2 separate regions of the Homo sapiens genome follow, and region 1 is linked to region 2. Evidence: chromatin loops called from intact Hi-C (ENCODE). Cell type or tissue: dorsolateral prefrontal cortex. All regions are shown on one strand. Links, peaks and the distances in the headings refer to the core of each region. The heading gives the core; the rest is flanking DNA. Region 1 has its middle 16 kb from the start of MYMK. Region 2 overlaps ADAMTSL2 (ADAMTS like 2).

Region 1 (10,237 bases), core at 734-8,733, 64 kb after region 2:
TCAAGCAGTTTTCATTATAACCAATAAGAAGTGCCTCAATGTATCAACCTCACTGCACCCCAGACACTTTATATACGTCCTAACCCTTAAAACAAGACTCAGCCAAGCGTCATCCCTCCCACCCCAGCCGCTTGTTCAGGGCCCAGAGCGGGGGCTGCCCCTCTAGAGTGGTTGGTGTGGGAGGTGTGAGCTCCGCTTCTGGCCCTCAGCACCCGCATGCTGGCTTTTAGCCCTGCACGCCGTCCCCAGCGTGGAAAGGTGATGGGTTTGGGTGCAGTGCCCGTGAGCAGAGGCTGCAGGGCCCAAATGCCGGGCTCCCTCGGCTGGGCCTCCCTGCTGCGTGATGGGCGGTGCTGTCTGTGAAGGACTGCGGGGGTGGTGGCAGCAGGTCCCAGACATCACCTCACAACCTGCGTCCCCCGGCACCCAGCGATTCCAGGCCCATCTGTCAGGCAGGAAGTTACCTACACCTGTCTGGGGCCTGTTTGTGTTTCCAGACGGTGCCACCGGCTTGGGAGTGGTTGCCCAGGTCCACTGCCCATGGAAAGAGGGCGGTTATTTGTCCTAGAGTCACCCCCTGTTGCCTCCAGGGCTGGGAGATAGCTGGCTCCGCTCCTGGGCTGGGGACAGGGTGGCCCTCTAGGCCCCTCCCCCATACGGTCGCTCTGACACCCTGGCCTGGTGGCCCCATCTGCTGCCCTCCCTGATGGCCTGGCATCCCCCAAGTCTCAGGGGCCCTGGCCTGCCCCTTCCTCACCTGGCGTCCCTCCTGGCCTTGAAGGGCAGGCATAGAGGACAGCCAAGCTCAGCCCTTTCCTGGCCCCGGAGTCTTTGAATGCAGAGCAGCCCAAGGCTGGCGCCCTCTCCCCAGCTCTCAGGGTATGAGCAAGCCAAGGCTCCAGCATCCAGGGCTCCAAGCCCATCCACCCAGCAGGGGAACTGGAACATGTCCTACGTGTCCCCATCATAGGGCTGAAGACACCCAACTTCTAAGCCCTGACCTGGGGTTGAGGGACAGGCATGGCACTGCCTCTGTACGCTTCCAGTCCACCTGAGGAGGTGCACACATGCCTGCACACACACCACACATACACACATGCACGTGCACACATGTACACACTCCATACACCACACACCACACATACACACATGTGCACACATGTACGCACTCCATACACCACACATACACGCATGTGCACACATGCACGCACTCCACACACCACACGTACACACATGTGCACACTGCATACACCACACACACTACACATACACGCAAGTGCACCCATGTATGCACTCCATACATACACACACCACACATGCACGTGCACACATGTACGCACTCCATACACCACACACACCTACACACACGTGCACACATGTACACACTGCATACACCACACACCACACATACACACATGTGCACACATGTATGCACTCCATACACCATAAACACACCACACATACATGCACGTGCACACATGTATACATTCCATACACCACACACACCACACATACGTACACATGCATGCACACACATACACACTCCATAAACCACACATACACACATGCACGTGCACACATATAAACACTCCATACACCACACATACACACATGCACGTGCACACATATACACACTCCATACACCACACATACATGCACATGCATGCATGTACACACTCCATACATCACATACACACACGTGCACATATATACACACTCCATACACCACACACCACACATACACACATGCACATGCACACACGTACACGCTCCATAGACCACACATACACATGTGCACACATATACACACTCCATACACCACACACACCACACACACGTGCACAAATGTACACACTCCATACACCACACATACACACACATATGTGCACACATATGCACACTCCATACACCACACACACACCACACATACACGTGCACACATGTACACATGCCATACACCACACATACACACGTGCACATATATACACACTCCATACACCACACATACACACACGCATGTGCACACACATACACCCTCCATAAACTACACATACACACCACACATACACACACGCACGTGCACACATGTACACACTTCATACACCACACACCCACACACGCTACATGCACTGTGAAAAGACGGGGTGTCCTTGAATCAGCGTCTTCCCCTCTGGCCCCGTGTGGAGACCACATAAGCCTCACACCAGGCTTTGTAGGGGACAGGCTCTGGGGACCCCGTAGCTGGAGAGCCCTGGACATCCCTGCAGAAGCAGGCACCTGCACGGTGGCCGCCCCACCTCCCTCCCCACCACAGCAAGCAGCCAGCACCCCCCTTTCCCGCTTCGCAGCAGCAGCACATGGAAAGTTGGAGGCGGCAGGCCACTCCGAGCAGGGCGGCGACGAGGGCCCTGCCAAGCGCGAAGGGCCACACTGGCAGGCTCCTCACTGCAGCGATTTACGAAGGCCGCCCAGAGCCTGGCCAAGTCTGTAAGTCACGGACAATTAGGAGGCGCGCTCCAGCCCTCAGTCCCTGCCCACCACTGCAGGATCCCGGGCTCCAGGCCCAGCCTCGACCCTCCCGACAGGGGCAGGCCCCTCCCCTTCACAGGCGACCCCTCGGGGGCCCCAGGACACAGTCCTGAGCCCACTTTGCCAATAAGGACTCCGAGGGCCAGGGACGTCAGACAGCTCGGGACAGTGGCTGCTGGGTGGGAGACGGTGCCAGGGTCTTGCCAGTCCCCCCAGCTGTGTCTCCCTCCCATGGCCTCAGGCACCACGGCCCACTTTGACATCTTGGGGGCTCTGACCAGGGAGCCAGGTAGGGAGCACCCGGGAGGGGCCACCCTGCTCCCTTGACACCCAGAATGGTCACCCCAACGCTGCAAGTTAACAAGAAAGAAACATTATGGCCTGCAGATGCAAACACCTCTGAATCCCTATGTCTGCCAGCCCCGAGGGCGTCGTGTCCCTGGAATCTGAGAAAGGGCCTCCAAGGCCGCCCCAGCCAGAACTCCCTCTCCCCAGCCCTGATCGGGAGACCTGGGGACTGTGAGTTCAGTTCTTGGAAAAGTAGTTCTAGATGTCACTAGGAGTCCCCAGCTAGCACTGGCCAAGAGGACTTGCTTTAGCAGTGGGGATGCTCTGGGCTGCCCAACACGCCTGGTGCCTGGGCATCTGCAACGTAGCTGGTACAACCCCAAACCTGGATCTTTAAATGTTATCCTCATTTTAAATAATTTAAGTTCGAATAGTCACATGGGTCCGGCCAGGTGCGGAGGTTCACGCCTGTAATCCAAGCACTTTGGGAGGCCGAGGTGCGCGGATCACGAGGTCAGGAGATCAAGACCATCCTGGCTAACACGGTGAAACCCCGTCTCTACTAAAAATACCAAAAAAAAAGTCACATGGGTGGCGTTGCCGATGAAATACAGGACGCCCAGTTGCGTTTCAATTTCAGATCTATAGCAGACGATCATGCAGCATAAGCGTGCCCCGGGAGCTATTGGAGAGACACTTGCGTGAGACACGCCTATACCAAAAAATGATTCATCGTGTATCTGAAATCGAGTTTATCCCAGAGTGTTCTGTTTGATCAGGCAGCCCTGTCCATGTGGCTGGTGGTTACTGCATAGGACGGTGCATCTGCTGGAAACAAAAGGGATGGGACAGCTCTGAGGACTCTTGGTGACTGAATGACCATGTGCTCCCACAGCTGGATCATTTCCCACTCTGGGGGGATGGGTGGGCACACACCCAGCAACAGCCTCCCCGAGCCTGGGAGCAGAAGCAGCCTGGGCCCCACCCATCCCAGTGCCAGGGTCAGCCACGCCCCAGCCCCACACTCCGGCCCCGACCTGCCCACGCCTGTGCCCCGTGCTGGGGCACACACCACACCCCCTCCTGGCACACATAGCAGGAGCCCAGCTCAGGGGAGAGTGCTGCACACCTCAGGCAGCACCAACGCGGAGACGTATTCTAAACACTCAACAGCAATGTAAACAAAACAGGCTATTGTAGCAGCCACCTCCAGCTCCCGGCAGCTCGTGTGAGGCTGGCATGGCACGGGGCAGTGCCCCCTGCCAGGCCGTCCTCTGTTTGCACAAGCGGAGGCGTTTTTGTCTAAGGGCAGTCTGTGTGCTGTGGCCTTTGTCGTGTCTGCTACTGAAATTTCCTGTCTCTGTTATTCTCTTCTCCAGTAAGACGATCTGAAACCCAAAACTTTTATTGCCCCTTTTAAAAAGGCTTTACAGCTCCCCATCTACTTCATAGACTGTCCCGCTCTCGGGGCTGGGATTGTAGTTAGGGCAAGCACGCTGGACGCCGGGAAAGGAATTCACCCTGGTCTCAGCCGCAGGGGCTTGGCTAGGAGGATGTGGAGGAGGGGTGGGCAAGGGATGTTTCTGCAGAGTCGGCAGGAAGCCCCGGGGTGTAAATCTCTTTGCCGGTTAGCTTGTTACCAAAGCAAGCTGCCTAAGGTGGTTAGAGGCAGCAGAGAGTGCTTGCAGCCCTGGGGCCCCCTGCCAGGCCACCTCTCCATGGCCAGGTGACCTTGGGGCCATTTCTGCCCATCTCTGCATCCAGATTCCCCACCTGTGAATGGGAACAGCAGCCTCACCCCGCCGACCACGCGGGCCCCTTTGAGTAAATTAAGTCAGAGGCTGGCTGGCTGGAAAGGTGTCAGGGAGTTTAAAAGGCAGAAGAGGCAGGAAGCAGATGGGGCAGGTGGGGGTCAGGACCCCAGCTCTCCCTCTATGAGCTCAGGCAAGTTCCCTGCATTCTCTTGGCCTTGGTTTCCCCTTTTATAATAGTGCCTGCCTCATATGGATGTTGTTAAGATTAAATGACACATTTATTATAAAGCATCCAGCACAGTATTTTTTAAAATACTTCTTTTAATGGCAATCATTATTATTTTCATTATTATTGGTCAAGGGCAAAACAATGAATCTCTAGAATTTTTTTTTTTTTTTTTTTGAGACTGAGTCTCACTCTGTTGCCCAGGCTGGAGTGCAGTGGCGCAGTCTCGGCTCCACCACAACCTCTGCCTCCCAGGTTCAAGTGATTCTCCTGCCTCAGCCTCTCAAGTAGGTGGGACTACAGGTGTGCGCCACCATGCCCGGCTAATTTTTGTATTTTTAGTAAAGACGGGGTTTCACTATGTTGGCTGGTCTCGAACTCCTGATCTCATGATCCACCAGCCTCAGCCTCCCAAAGTGCTGGGATTACAGGTGTGAGCCACCGTGCCCAACCAAATCTCTAGAATTTAAGAGGGGTCTCTATCCTTACCATCAGGGAGTATTCACTGCAGTTAAGGAACCAAATACCCACATTTGCCAAGGAAACAAATTGCTTCATACCAAGTGCCCAAGAATTATGGATGAAGAAAGTAAGGAAGGAAGGCTGCCTGGAAGAGGCAGGTTGGAGACTGAAGCTAGAAAAGCAAAGTGGACTGAACCGTGCGAGCCTGCAGATGCCCGACCCTCGGGCCGTGTCTATGATGGCTTTGTCATTCCATGGTTCTGAGTCTGGCCATGCCCCTGTGCCCTGCACCTCCCCAGACCTGCTGCACCCTTCCCACTGGGGCAGCAAGAAAGCCACCACTGCCCACGTGGAGAGAACGGTGCCAGCAGGAGACTGTGTGTCCATTGCCGGCTTCTGTCCCAGGACAGGGAGACAGACTGAGTCTGGGGTGTGTCTGTCCTGTGTTCATGGTCACCTGTGGCCAAAGGTGGAGGAAAAATGTGGCTTTGCTGGGCTTTTCTCCTGCCCTCCCTCAAGGGGGAGGATTTGTGGCCGACTGAGCCCATGAGCAGGACTTGGGAGGCAGACACAGGCTGGCCTCGTGGCGTGGCCTTGCGTGTGAAAGTACTGACGGGTGACCCTTCCCCTCCAACCATCTCGGGTGAATCGTGCCCTGTGTCATATCACCAGCTCTGCCCTGGTCTTGCTGTGCCGCCCCAACGCTTGACCTGAAACAGCAGGAAACAGGGGGCTCGGTCCCAGGGCCCAGTTTAAACGTCGCCCCTTCCTGAGTGTCTCCATGTGCCGCACAGCTTTCCCAACCCCAAGGAGTCACACAAGTCCAGCAGACCTGGGCTCTGCCTTCCGATGGTGCACAGACTGATGGGGGAGGCAGACCCAGAACTGAGCCATCGCGGGGGATTGGGGGAGTGAGGCGCTGGGTCAGAAAGGCTGCCCAGTGCGGGCGCTGCTGGGAGACCCGAAGGAGAAGGGGCCAGTGGCCCAGGGAGAGGGAGAAAGATCTAACAGGGTTTGTCTGGGAACTGCACAAGGTGGGCGTCAGTGGGCAGGTTCTAAGGATGTGAGGGTTTTAGGTGGGGGAGCCTGACAGTGGGTCTGGCTTCCATGAAGAGGTGGGCAGTGGCAGAAAGAGACCAGGAAGGCTGCTGCCCATCGGGAGGGAGCCAAGTCCACCAGGCAGGAGTGTGGGGAGGAGGGAGGCGCTGGGAGAGCGAAGGTGGCATCAGCAGGGCTCACTGGGGGCCCACCAGTCCCCCAGCTGGTTTTCCAGTGGTGCAAAGCCCAGTCATCGGTGACTGGTGGTGCCTGGGACGTGTGTCCCTCCAGCAGTTCTCAGCCATGGCCCCCAGCCTGCGGGGAGCTGCCCTGGTCTGGGAGGGGTATTGAGGCAAATTGTTGCCAGCAATCATAGCTCAAAGCTTTTGGACAGCTGGCTTGTGTCTTAAAGCCACACAGAGTCAAGGTCACCCCCAGTTACCTAGTCATTCGTTCCCCTGCAGCCTTTGTACGACGGAGGTGGCGGGAGAGCCGTCGCTCAGGGCCCAGCCTGCATCACACAGGCCAAGACCATGCCCAGCAGGCCAGGGGCGGATGTGGTCCCATGAAGCCTGGAAGCTCGACCCAGGCTGGGAGTGTCTAAATCAGCATCGCGTTCCCGCGCTCCGCCTGGCGGGCCGTAGGCAGGCACTTAACAAATATTTGTCAAATGAATGGATGAGTGGATTTTTCCATATCTGTCTTGGCAAGGGCAGGTTTATGCCTCCCTGACGAGTCCACATGCAAAAAACAGTTAGTCAGTGACCACAGAAGACAGCCTTGACCCCGCTGACCTGCACACCGGCCGCAGGCGGGAGCAGGCCATGAGCCAGAAAGGAACTGGCTCTGGAGTACCCACCCTGGGGCTGTGTGTCCTTGGGTAAGGCCCTTCAGTCCCCAAAACTTCCAGCAGTGACACCTGCTTATCCTGCCGGGGCCATCGGACCCAGCCCCACCCACCCCCCCACTGAGAACCTGGCCTGGGTTCAGTCCCGCCCTGGGCCAGGAAGGCAGCAGAGGTGCACCGGCCCCTCAGGCTCATCGGCAAACTGCACCATGTTGTCAAGCTGCCATCCTGTCTACGGTGATAGGGACATGACCCCACGCCCCCCACCCGCACACACTGTGGAGAAGCAAAAGAGACAAAAGCTGCATCCTGCACACAGGGGAACCCCTTTAGCCAGGGGGCCCAGGCTCACCCCAGGAGGAGCCCAGAGGAGCCAGCAGACGGCCATGACCACCCCAAGCTTAGGGCCAGTGGCCGGGCCTGGCCAGGGCTTCTGCCCAATCACTCCCTTCCCTTCCGAGAAGCTGGGTCCCTTGGGCCTTCATTGGGTTTTGTTTTCCTAACAGCTAGGCTAACGGGAGCCTGCTGGCCTAGAGCCCCGGCTGGAGCCAGGCTATCGAGTAGCTGCGGCCACATCTGGAAGACGTTTGGGCAGAGTTCGGCCCCCGCACCACAGCAGGCTGATAAGCGTCTGCTGCTGGCTTGGAGCTCCGGGAAGCTGCAGCCTCAGACCACCGGCCCTGGCTGCCTGAGCCTTCCAGAGGTAGGAGAGGAGGGGCAGAGGAAACTGGGGCGTTCTCTGGCCCCTGGCCTGCCAGCCCATTCCAGAAACCACAATGGCAGAACCAAAGATGTCAGCACAGAAGGCAGCCTAAGAGGCCCCAGAGCTCCACTTGTCCCTCCTGCAGACACCTGCTCTTCTATGCTGGGTCCCATGGTGCCTTCGCCCTACCAGTTGTCGAGATCACTCCCGTGACGGTCTTTAGGCCTGGACCAGGCTCTCGCACCTGGGACCACTTCCTCATCACCATGCATCTTAGTCATCTTGGCTTCCCCATCTCACCAGCTGGAAAACCAAGGATCCACGGAGTGTCTGCATGGGTGAGACCTCACACTGACAGAGCCAGGACACGGCCCCAAGTTTGGGGTCTCTGAGTCCTGTGTGCTGTACACTGCACTCACGGCCTCCTTTGTCCTGCCCTGTTCTGCCACTGGATGGCCCAACAGAGGTCTTCACTGTGGACCAGCGAAGCCCCTAGGCACCGCCTCCTGAGCTGTGAGCTCGCAGGGATCTTGGCTGTTGGGCTCATCACAGTGCAGTGGGACAGAATTCTAGGCAGCCAAGTGCCTGACTGATCCCACAGACAGCACCCAGCAAGTAACAAGTACATGAATCAGAAAACAAGCCACGAAGGAGGGGGAGGAGGTTGAGTCTCCCATCATTGGCTCTCGCAGTGCCTGCCAGACACTGTTAGAAGTGCTTTATGTGCTTGAGCCCAGGAGTTCGAGACCAGCCTGGGTAATATAAGGAGACCCTGTCTCTACAAAAATAATAATAATTATTATTATTTTAAAATATGGGCCAGGCGCAGTGGCTCACGCCTGTAATCTCAGCACATTGGGAGGCTGAGGCAGGTAGATCACCTGAGGTCAGGAGTTCGAGACCAGCCTCGCCAACATGGTGACACCCCGTCTCTACTAAAAATACAAAAATTAGCGGAGCGTGGTGGCGCATCCTGCAGTCCCAGCTACTAGGGAGGCTGAGGCAGGAGAATCGCTTGTACCCAGAAGGTGGAGGTTGCAGTGAGCTGAGATCACACCATTGCACTCCAACCTGGGCAACAAGAGCAAAACTCCATCTCAAAAATTAATTAATTAATTAAAAAATTAAGAAGTGCTTTCTGGATAGCGGCTGTTAGGTCTCTCAACTGCCCTGTGAGACAGGTACCGGACTGCCCTCCTAATGTTCATGATGATGTCTTCTTCCTTACTTTGCAGATAAGGGCGATTTCAAACTATTTTATCGCCATCATCATTATTGTTCTAACTGGTACTGAGGTCGGTCAGAAAACACAGTCTCTGAGACGGCAAGCCTTCACAGCGGCTGTCTCTCTCTATGGCCCAGCATGTGGTCAGCTTCCATGACGGCCCCGTGTAGTCCTGCCCTTGGCCTTCTGTGTGAGTCCGTCAAGTCAAGCTTCTTGACGATGCTGCTTAAATCTGTCATTACCAAGTATTTGCCTACTTGCTATCAACTCCTGAGAGAGGGGTGTAAAAATCTCCCACTCAGGCTGGGTGCAATGGCTAACACCTGTAATCTCAGCACTTTGGGAAGCCGTGGTAGGAGGATTGCTTAAGCTCAGGAGTTCAAGACCAATCTGGGCAACATAGCGAGACTCCACCTCTACAAAAGAAATTTTAAAAATTAGCTGGGCGTGGTGGCGCACACCTGTAGTTCCAGCTACTCAGGAGACTGAAGCAGGAGGATTGCTTGAGCCCAGGAGGTCGAGGTTGCAGTGAGCCGAGATCTCGCCACTGCACTCCAGCCTGGGTGACAGAGCAAGACCCTGTCAAGAAAAAAGAAAAAAGAAAAGAAAAGAGAATTCCCCCACTCTGCAAAGGACAGTCTTTAACACAAATAATGCTGGAACAAATCAATGTCCCGAGGCATCAAAGTGAACCTCAACCTTTTTTTCACATCCCACCCCAAAATTAACTCCAAAAACTAGAAAACCTCTAGCAGAAAACATCAGAGAAAATCTTTGTGACCTTGGATTAGGCAAAGATTTCTTAAATATGACACCAAAGGTGTGATCCATCAAAGAAAAAAACTGATCAACTAGACCATCAAAATTGTAAATATTTACCCTTCAAAAGACATCACGAAGAAGCAGACTGGGAGGAAACATACATAACCCTTTAAAGAGTTAGAATGTATATGCTAATTCCATTCCTTTAGTGGTAGTTCATCAAAGTTTCTAGTAAATTCATATCTTTACCCTCCCCTTGAACATCGCAGGACCATAGAACCTTTTAATTCCAATTATTTCCCTCCTAACTTTAAGACGATTATTACCTTGTATTTTTCTTTTATCTTCATTTAAACAACACATGACATTTTTACCACCAATAATTGTTTAGATTTGCCCACAT
Region 2 (10,237 bases), core at 497-8,496:
AAGTCACAATCGTTATGTTCTCAATTGTTTTCCTCCTCTTACTTTCTCTCCTGCCTCGTTTGGACAGGCCAGTGGCATTCGCCCTTGAGGTCCCTCGCAGCCCCGGCCCCCCGGGCCCGCCCACACCTCTGGCTTCCTCTGTGCATCCTGTGAAGTCTGTTTCTGATGCGTTGGCGTGGGGGGTGGGCTGGGTGGGGTGGGGATGAGGGCCCAGCCCTCATGATTCCATTTCCCAATTCCTTTCTGGTCTCCATCCTCTCTGTAGATATGTAGATCTCTTTGAAACGAAGTAAGCACCCATCCCTCCCAGCTCACTCGGCTCCACCGTGGGGACCTGCTGGGGGAGCCGCTGGCTCCCTGAGGAAAGTGAAAGCCAATAAAACATCTCCCACACTCTCGTGCAGCGTCTTCCGTCCTCCCGGGTGTCCAGGCCGTCCACACCCACGCTCTTCAACCTTCTGGGAGGGGCTTCCTCCCACCCCGCAGGAGGCAGAGTCAGCTTCTCCTTCCGGATGCAGCCAGTCAGGCCAGGGCTCTGCCCGGCGGGGCCGAGAGCTCCTCTCTGGCTTGGGGGCACAGCAGTGGGCCACGTTTGATTTTGAGTTTCCCGGTGGCTATCCATCTTCCAGCATTGAGAACTACCAGAGTGGACTCTGAACCCCTGGACAGAGGGTTGTGGGGGGGACAGGCTGGGTCCCCTGGGACAAGTGACAGAGCATCTCTGGGCCTCAGTTTTAGCCTCCACACAATGGGGTAATCGCGATGCCTATATCGTGGGGACCTTTGGAAGATAAATCCAGGCAGCACCGAGGAGGTGCTGGGCACAGAACCTGGCATACAGTAAGTGTATAATAAATGTTGGCAGAAAGGAGAAGCCGGGAGGAAACAGTAAGACAGGAAGATGTGGGTTGGGGGACACAGGAGGAGAGAAGAACAGCGAGGTGAGGGCGGGCAAAGGGTGAGGTGGGCAGAGAGGCCTCAGACCCCGGGGTCTCAGGACTCGGTTCTGTCCGGCCCAAGCTGGTGACCTTGAGCAAGTCCATCCCAGGGGCCTCTTAATTCCTGGACTTTAGGGATTGAAAGGACCATCCTGATTGCAGCGCCTCAGTGCACACGCGTGCAGGCACACTCAGAGGCAAGAACACACTGGGGGGGGGGGTGCTGCCTTAGTTTCCCCAGAGCCCCAAGTCCTTCAGAAGCCCCCCTAAAGCTGTGATGGACGCTGCTGTGGCTCCCAGTCTGAGAACAAGCTGGCCTCACATCGAGGAAGCAGCCCGGCAGCCACTCACCTCCCGACTGCCTGCGTGCTCAGAGACACCTCCTGGGGCCTCTCCGGGCGGTACAGCCCCGTCCTTCCTCCCATGCAGCGTCCTCCAGCTGTGTCACTTTTCCTCTCCTGAGTGCTCTTTGCTGCCCTCTTGTCTGGGAAAAGCCACTCCTGCTGCTGGGTCAACCAAGCAGCCCCTCCCCAGAAGCCCCTGCGTTCCTGCACCCACAAGTCCGGGTCAGGAAGCCCTCCATGAGCTCCAGGAGCGGCAGTGACGGTGCTGTTTCCTGAGGCTCAAGGTGGGCCCAGCCCCGCGCCCCCAACACCTGCCTCATCTCCTCTGTTCTTGCCCACGCACTTGGAGGTGGGTGCCCTACACCTTAGCCAAGGTCCCTGCCCCCTGCCCCCACAGGTCCTGTACCAGTTGCTGATGGGCTCGAGATGTCCACTCCTACTCCAGCGCCTGAGTCCCAGTGTCCCCAGACGCCCTCCCTGCACACTCCCCACGCCTCTCGTTGCCTTTTATCTGCGTCTGTCTTTCTCCTCAGAGCAGGTGCTGTGGTCCCCCACGGCCCACCCCTGCCCCTGAGGCCTCAGTGAGCTGGAGGGACCCCACACAGCCAGGCCTGGGCCCTCCAATCCCCAGGCCACCCACTTCTCCAGCCAGAGGCAACTGAGACCCCATGATGCCGCCATAAATAGGACCACTTTATTAACGTAGATGAGCACTGACGCTGACTGCAGGGGCGGGGGCCGAGGTCCATCCCCAAACGTCCCGTGGGCAAGCGCCTCTGCCCGGGGTAGAAAGTGCGGCGGGAAGAGAGCTCCATGGGAGGGGCTCCATAAGAGGGAGCACGCCTGGGCCTCCTTGGCTGCCTGAGCCCCTCTCACCCCATGGCCTCTGAGGGAGGAAGGCCCCCCACCACGTTGGGCTCGCCTGCAAGTTTCCTTCAGAAGGCCCTGCCACCCAGAGAGGGCGTGGGCTACGGGCCCGGAGCAAGACACCTCCACCGCTGGCTGTGGGCCCTGGGCCCCTCGGCTGGGGGCTGCTGGGGGGCTGGGGAGTGGGAGCCACAAACACAGGATCCACGCAGGAACACGGACAGGTTCCCACGGCAGGGGTGGCTCTGTCTGGGGGAGGCCACTGGGTGCCGGAGGCTCTGCCCCAGGAGCACAAAGGTCCACGGGCCGTGGGAAGTCCCCTCTCGACAGCCGAGGCTCAGTGCCACGTCTCTTAGGCCAGCGTGCCCCGCAGGAGGGGGGTCTGTGGAGGCCCCAGAAGCTGCAGCAGCCCCAGGAGGGGCGCTTGGTCTTCATCTGGAAGGGGCTGCAGCTGCCGGGCCTAGGAGTGGGGGGGCCTGCAGGAGCGGCAGCACGCCTTGCTGTAGTACCAGTGCCCGCAGAGGTTCACTTTGATGGCCAGGGCACAGTTGGTGCCTGGCTGGTCCTGGCAGCTGTCATCTGGAGAAGGAACACAGAGCGAAGCAGGGCAGTTTCAGGAGGTGGCCAAGGGGCGAAAACCCCAGGGACCCCCACGTGCCGTTTTCCAGGGGCAGTGGGCCTCCCACCCCGTGGTGGGTCTCCATCTCTAGCTCTCTGCCCCCTCCTTCCTGGCCCATCTCTGTCCCCAAGATGTCGCTGTCCCAGATCATGCCAGGTGATTTGATCTGTGTCCCAAGAGGAGTGATGCCTAAAGGAGCTACAGATGTCACACCCAGAGGCCTAAGCATCCCCAAGGGTTCCACAGGGGCCCCCCGTCCACCACTCAATGTATCCAAAGCATAACTCATCACGTGCCCTGCACCTGGCACCCTGTCCCTCCTCCAGGTGCCCAGGCCCTGCTTCAGCTGCTCCCCTCCCTGCCCCCTGTGTGCCAGCCCCTGGCCGCTCCAGCTGAGTCATCCTGGATTCAGGTCTTGGCCCCACAGTGGCCCTGCCATCTGAAGCTGACCCTTTTCCCAAAGTACAGGTCTCAGCATGGCTCCCTGGGGCCATGGAGCCCCAGTCAGGCCTCCCCCATTCCCCTTCCCTCTCTCCCCTCCCAGTGGGGCTCGGCCATGCCGGGAGGGAGCCCCCACTCCCTGCACAGCTTGGTCTCTCAAGCTGGTTCCCAGGCTCGCCATCAAGGTGAGCAATGTCTGCTCACCCCTCAGGCCCTGACTCTGTCCTCGCCTCCCCTGGGAATTCCCAGAGCCACCCTCGGCCTCCCCGCGCCTCACCTGGGGGCTCCGTGGGGCAGGGCTGCAGATCACAGGCCTGTCTGCCAACGGGCTTCACCAACGGATCGCAACCACGGACGATGTCGGTCCCCTGGTAGCACTTGACGTCTCGCATCCTCACGCCCACCCCGCAGGTCTTGGTGCACTGGTGTGGGAGAGACAGAAGGCATGGGGAAAGCCTCCTGATGGGGCAGGGGCCTGGGCAGGGGGCGGGGAACCTGCACACTCCCCCTTCCCCACCCCACCCTTCCCAGGCGGCCATGAGTCCCAACTGACACAGGACCCGTGGAAGCCCATTTGAAACTAGACCTGCGGCTCCAAGGCTGAGTTGAGATGCCGACAAAAGGGCACTGGCTGGCATTCGGGAGGCTCTGATTGTCTCCCACCCAGGGCTGCCTCAGTCTCCCCAGATCCACAGTGAGGGGTGGTCCCTCCTCTCTCATTTCCCAGGGGGTCCAGGCACTAGCTGGCCGTCAGGAGGATCTGATTCTCTCCCCACGCAGGGCTGCCTCAGTCTCCCCAGATGCACAGTGAGGGGTGGTCCCTCCTCTCCCATCTCCCTGAGGGTCCTCTGGCCCCAGCTTTCCTGGGTCTGTGGTGCAGACTGTTTGTTGTGGGCCGATCAAATGCATCTCGCGAAGTCACCACCCCCTCCAGTGGCTCCCCGTCCAGATGTTCCCCTTGGAAAACCCCGCTGAGCTCCCCAGAACACCAGAGACATCTGCTGGCCCCAGTCACCCTGCTGTCCTCCTGCCAAGATCCCACAGGCGGTGGCTCCCTCACACTCCCCCCAATGTGGGTGACCCCACATCATCCAGGCACGTCTGGGACCTGAGCCCTCTGTCCTCTGAGATGGGTGGGGTGGGAGGCCCTGGCCCTGGGACCCACTCTCCACTTCTGTTTGCAAAGGAGCAAGGAAGACCGATTAAGACTTGGCAGAAAGACTGCTGCCTGCCTGCCTGCTCCGAGCCAGGGGGTGGGGGCTGGCACCGTCTGCAGGCGAGGAGAGGCTGGCTTGGCGCTGACGGCGTGAGGACAATCAGCCTTTGGCAGGGCCCTGAGGAGCCTCTGGACGTGCCTCTGGAGAGCAGCACATTCCCGGCCAGCCCTGGTGCCAGCTCCTCTGCCCCTGGGGAGTGGATGGGACTGGGCAGCTGGGGCAACAAACACTGACTGAGCCGCCGCTATGCACCGGCATCGGGGGGCAGCCACCAGGAAGAAGGAGTCCACGCGCCCACCAGCCGTCTGTGCCAGCTGCACCTCGTCTGGCCCTGCCACCTCCTCATCAGGGCTAGGGGGATGCTCCTCCCCAGCACCCCAGGCTGTCCTTCTGGGGTCCCCGCTTCATCGCTTCATGGCTCCCCCCGTGCCATGGCTCATCACCCAGCAAGGTACCTGCACCTAGTGGGTCCGTGTTTCCTGGCCCCACAGTGGCCCCCCCATCTGAAGCTAGTGCTCTTCCCAAACTACAGACCTGGGCTGGCTCCCTGGGGCCCTGGAACCCCAGTCAGCCTCCCTGCCCCTTCCCACTCTCCCTCCCACCGGGCTTAGCCTTTCCAGAAGGAGGCTTCAGGGCCCGGCACGCCGTGGTCTCTCCAGCTGACTCCCGGCAAAAGCCGGCTCACCCTTCAGGCCCTGGCTCTGCCCAGGCCTCCCCTGGGAAGCCCCAGGCCCACCCTCAGCCTTTCCCCTCCTCACTCGGGGGTCCTTTGGTGGGCAACAGGGAATGAGTGAGTGTGTGTTCTCCCTCCTGAACAAGCATGTGTGCTACAGGGCAGGCAGAGGCCCTGGGGCGGGGTGGGGGGTGGGGGGTGGCGGGGCAGGGTGGAGGCCAGACACCACCAAGCGTGCACGAGGAGCCTGGGACCTGGCAAGGGCCCGGGGCCTGGACCCCAATCTCTGAGCAGGGCCGCACTGGGGTCCCCAGCTCGCTCCTCACAGACTCTTGGACTCTCTGCCTTGAACTCATAAGGTTTAGGATCTTGCATCCACCCGCCACAGCAACCAAGACTTGGAGCCCTCGGGCGCCAGGGCCTGATACACACCTGGGCACTTCACCATGAACGTTCCAGGCTCTGAGTTCCGTCTGACACCCCCATTTTGTCGCCTGGGTATTCAGAGTTGGCCCATCAGGAAACTGAGGGCAGAGGTAGCTGGAGACCCCAGGTAAACAGCCTGGCTATGGAAGCACCTGCCCAGTGATTCCCAGATACCCTCTGGACACCCCCAGGTCCCCCTCTCAGAAGCTCATGGCATTGCCAGGTGTGAGGCGGCTGGGTCTGGGGCCAGGGCTGGCGCTGCTGTGAAAGGGGCACGGATGGCTGATGTGTCACAGCTGATGTGAGTTACTCAAGCTGGAGTCTAGACAGGGCTGCCTCCGTGGGGCCCAGAAGGCAGAGGGGCACCCACTGGCACATGGCGAGGCTCTGGAGTCACCCGGAGGCCCCACAGGAAGTGCAGCAGAAGGGGAAAACAGCAGGAGAGGTGAAAGCAACCTGTTTGCTCTGCAAGACAACTGGGGGCGAGGGGGCACCCAGTTTGCCACCCCCTCTGTGAAACCAGGGCTGCCCACCCACCTCGGGGCTCCCTGCCCAGGGCCCCTTGGGATGAGCTGGTTCAGGCCCCCCTTCCCTTGCAGATGCCACACCCCACCTGGGTTTCACTCTAGTGCCATGGACAGGCCTGGCCTCCAATGTCTGCTACAGCCCCCAGTAACTGTGGGACCCCGAGTGGGCCAGAGAGCTCCCTGAACCTCTGAGGAATGGGGAAAAGAACCTCTCCTCATGGCACTATTGGGAGAGAGGAGACCCTTCAGGCAAAGAACTGGGTGAGGGTTGCCACACGTGCCTCAGGGCCTCAGGGTGGGAGGGCTCTCCTCCCCTCTACAAAGAGAACCGCGATCTCAGCATAGTCCTGCCTCACATCCTGACGCTGGGGCATTCTGGGGGCCCAAGAGTCAAAGAATCTCGGAGGGGCCAGACCCGTGCAGGAGACGTACTGCCCTTCCCTCTGGCCCCGCCGGTGTCCTGACATGGGGGTGCATGTCTATTACTGTCTCCCTAAATTCCAAGCGGCTGCCTTGGCTGTGGCTCCCAGAGGGCCAAGCCTGTGTCTGCCTCAGCCCAATCTGCTCCCCCCGCCCACCTGGGGTCTGTCTGTCCCGCGGTGTCCGGCACATGGGCTGCCAAACATGCAACTTAGAGGCCACAATTCGAGGCCGGAGTTCCCGGGCCCAAAAAGGCCCAGGACGAGTGCCGTAGGGATCCCAGGGACAAGATCAGAGAAGGCTTCCTGGAGGTGCTGGCTCTCGCACCAGCTGACGTGGTGGAGTTGAGAAGCTTTCCCGGGAAGGAAAGCCCTCACAGAGGCTGTCAGGGAGGGAGGAGCAGGAAGCACTTAAGGAGGCTTGAGGCGGGAGGGGCGGGATCGACATTCAGGTCTGGCCTCAGGCAACCTCAGAGGGGCCGGCTGGGAGCTCACCTCTGACCAGGGGCTGGTGTACCACTTGAAGCAGGGCCTCTCGAAACACGTGCTCTCCTCGGGAGGCTTCTTGGCGAGCCCGCACTCGGGGCCACTGCGCGTCTGCGGCTTCCCGTTGGCCAGCTCCATGCAGAGCACCAGCCGCTTCTTGACCCCGCGCCCGCAGGTGGTGTTGCACTGAGGCCGGGGCAGAGGGAGCGGGTCAGCGCCAGGGCCCAGCAGGACCCTACACACAGGGCCCACGGCGACTCTGGTGACAACGGGCTGGTCAATAGCAATTGGGTGAGAATGCTCCAGTGCATAACAAACTGGCTGGAAACTCTTTGTTCGATAACCATTTGGCCCCAGATGGATTTGATCAAAAGCAATTTAGCACATAACCATCTGTTTTGAAACAAATTGGCTAATGACAATCTGGCCAGTGATGATTTGGCCAAAATCAATTTAGCAGAAAACAATTTGGCTCGAGATTATCCGGTTTAGTGACCTGCCGGGAGCTGCTGGTTGAAAGCAATTTGTGGAGAGCAACTCGTCTGAAATGGCAAGTTGGTGACGATGACAGGTGGGTGCGGAAGACACACTGGTCACGATCAGAGGTCGCAAAGGCCCCTGGGCCAGGAGCAGGCAGCCAAAACAACCCCTGTCCCTAGCTTTCTGCGTCCCAGGGACTTGGGGGCCCAGGCTGGGGGCAATGCCAATTCTGCACGTACCACTGAGCCATGCAAAATTGAGATTTGGGGACTTGTAAGGTGTTTTCCTACCTTTTAAGCCTTTTGTATTCTAAATTAATTTTTAGGGAATTGTCCCTTCATAATTTGCAATGAATTCCTCTTTTTCACCCATCTGTGGTCCCAGCCATCTGGCTCTCCTCTCTGGCCAAATGCTCTCCAGATACCAGGAGGCCCTTCCGCGGGCTCTGGGGCACTCACCCGCTCCCAGTCCTGGGCCAGCCAGTGGGCGGGACAGTTTTTGTCCCCACAGGGGTGGATGGCCAGAGGCTTGGTCTCCATCTGGCACTGGGACTCAGGTACTACCCGTCCGTCGCTGGTCTTGCAGTACACGTGCCTGATGGTGCGGCCTTGCCCGCAGCTTCCACTGCACTGCAGGGGAGAGGACAGGCAGGGGACATCCAGTGAGAGGCAGCCACACCAGGAGGGGCCCTGGATGTCAGTCCCAAGGGAGAGGAGTGGCTCCCAGGCAGTGTCGAAGCGGTTGCCATGGTAACCACTTTTTAAATAACATTTTCTATTCTAATTACAGAAATAATGCATGCTTGATGAAAAGCACACAGAGAAAAGCACACTTAAAAAGATCATCTGTGCACCCACCACCCAGAGGCGACCCCAGCTAGCATCTGAGCATCTCTCTCGATGAGAGAGACAGAGACAGGGAAAGAGACAAAGACAGACACAGAGAGACAGAGATGGGGAGACAGACAGAGAGACTCGGAGACAAACAGAGACGGGGAGACAGAGACAGACCAACAGAGGAACAGAGACACAGACACACACAGGGAGACAAAGGCAGAGAGAGATACAGAGAGATAAACAGGTGATAGAGGGAAGGTGATGCTGGCCACGTGTTTGGAGAGAAGTTTTGATTCCTATAATAACATGGGAGAAGGCTGGTTGGACATTCTTGACCTCACACCCTTGCCTCGGAAAAAAATGGAAACTGAGGCACATCAAGGCAAAGCTCTGGGTCCCCTCACCAGCCGCACGCCCAGCCACCCCTCAGTGCAGGCCTCACCGGTCCCCAGTCGGAGACGGTCCACTGCCGGTCACAGGGCGGGCCCGTGCAGTTCTTCTCCCCTACAGGCCTGGTGTTGGGGTCACACAGCTTCTCATCCTCCGAGCAGCGGATGTCCCTGGTCACCACACTGCGCTCCCCACACTTGGCAGTGCACTGGGGCGGCAGGGGGAGGGGGCAGGGGGGGTGTGACACAGGTGTAGCCACCTCCATCTCCCAAGCCCAGCTCCCCAGCTCTTCCCGACCCCCGGCTTGCTCCCGCAGGCACTCACCTCGGACCACTCCGACATCTCCCACTGGGGCCCGCAGGCGGGGTTCCGGCAGGTCTTGCGTTCCTCGGGCCGCACGGCCTCGGCTGCCTCGCACAGGTCGCTGTACACGGAGCTGTCGAAGCCGGGCGAGAGCATCTTCCAGCAGCGCACGACGCGGAACTGGTAGCCCTCTCCGCAGGTGCGCGAACACTCGCTCCAGCTGCTCGTCTCCCACCTGCCCCGGGAGCGGATGGCCTTCAATGATCCCCCCCATGGCAGCCGGGACCCCATGCAACCCACACCCCCAGAGACAACGCGGCTCCTCCCTTCCTCCCCTATGTGGTCCAAAACCGCACACAACAAGCTAAGCCAGACAGGAGGGTGTCGAGGCTCAAGGGTGCAGGCTGGGCCATGACGGCCCCGGAGGTCTTCAGGGAGCACCTTAGCAAGGTGGTTGGCGGGTGCCCTGAGCGTGGGCTCGGCCTTCCTGCCCCTTCGTGCCCTGCTGTGTCACACAGGTGGCTGTGCGCCCACAGGATTCTGGCAAGGGTGGAAGTGAGCAGAAGGCACATTTCTGGATCTGTGTCCAGAAAGGGGGCATGGCCAGCGTGCTGGGGAAAGACCTCTCCTTCCCCTTAGCTTGAGCTGGGAGGGGTTATGAGTGAGACCCGGAAGTCTTCCAGGCAGATAGACTTGGAATAAGAGGTCCAAAGCTGATGGGCTCTGAGGGGAAGGACAGGGCCTGCTGGACCCCACCCCCGGGCCAGCCTTAGCAGCATTCTGGGGACCTTGGGCATTCTGCCCTTCCCAGAAAGGAGCAAACGTGCAGGAAGTGGGAGGCCCCAGATGGAGGAGTCCAGAAAAGAAGAGGCAGTGTGGCCGTGTGCGGGGAGCAGGAGGGCTCAGCCTCCGAGGAGTGTGTGATCCTTGTCGGGGGAGGCCGGCACCCTCAGGCTCATCTGGGGACCCCACTTGTCACTAGGTGTAGGATGCACTCAGCTCAGACTGACTGCATCCACAAGGCAGGAGACGAGGCCCAAAGGTCAAGAAAATAGGCCTCCACCCACATCCAAGGGACAGCCAATAGGCATGGAATCTTGGGAATAATCCCTTGAGTTTATAAAAATCCTAGATGTGCCAAGTGGGCCTGGTGGGGCAAAGATACCGCTGTAATATAATGTTGAGAATGGTTTCTAAATCTGCGGTGGCAAGCATTAATTGAGCACCTACTGTCTACGAGGCACAGTGACAGATTAAATTGCAACTCCTGG

The links. Hi-C counts contacts between places; a loop is a spot of excess contacts. Peaks named below come from ENCODE experiments on the same cell type or tissue, not always from the same donor. Only the 100,000 strongest peaks of a DNase experiment are listed, where the experiment ranks them.
Region 1: it touches region 2 in a loop (6-fold over the local background); 2 of 110 quality-filtered maps call a loop at or near these places.

What each region holds. Positions count from the first base shown.
Region 1 is chr9:133,503,518-133,513,754 of GRCh38, reverse strand. No RefSeq gene overlaps it. Among named protein-coding and RNA genes, the nearest start is that of MYMK, 16 kb to the left of the region's middle. RefSeq lists enhancers at 431-1,117, 4,054-4,773. In dorsolateral prefrontal cortex, for the core only: a CTCF peak has its summit at 4,103; DNase peaks (open chromatin) are centred at 3,729 and 4,030; H3K4me3 peaks cover 529 bases; H3K27ac peaks cover 2,731 bases.
Region 2 is chr9:133,567,237-133,577,473 of GRCh38, reverse strand. ADAMTSL2 (ADAMTS like 2) reads right to left here. Exons shown (of 19, transcript NM_014694.4): 14 at 8,988-9,201; 15 at 8,716-8,871; 16 at 7,896-8,066; 17 at 6,967-7,143; 18 at 3,487-3,631; 19 at 1,955-2,728. The coding sequence ends at 2,610. FAM163B (family with sequence similarity 163 member B) reads left to right here. Exons shown (of 3, transcript NM_001080515.3): 3 at 1-393. Among named protein-coding and RNA genes, the nearest start is that of FAM163B, 37 kb to the left of the region's middle. RefSeq lists an enhancer at 5,518-6,158. In dorsolateral prefrontal cortex, for the core only: no CTCF peak of the experiment used is centred there; DNase peaks (open chromatin) are centred at 4,225 and 4,523; H3K4me3 peaks cover 1,166 bases; H3K27ac peaks cover 1,350 bases.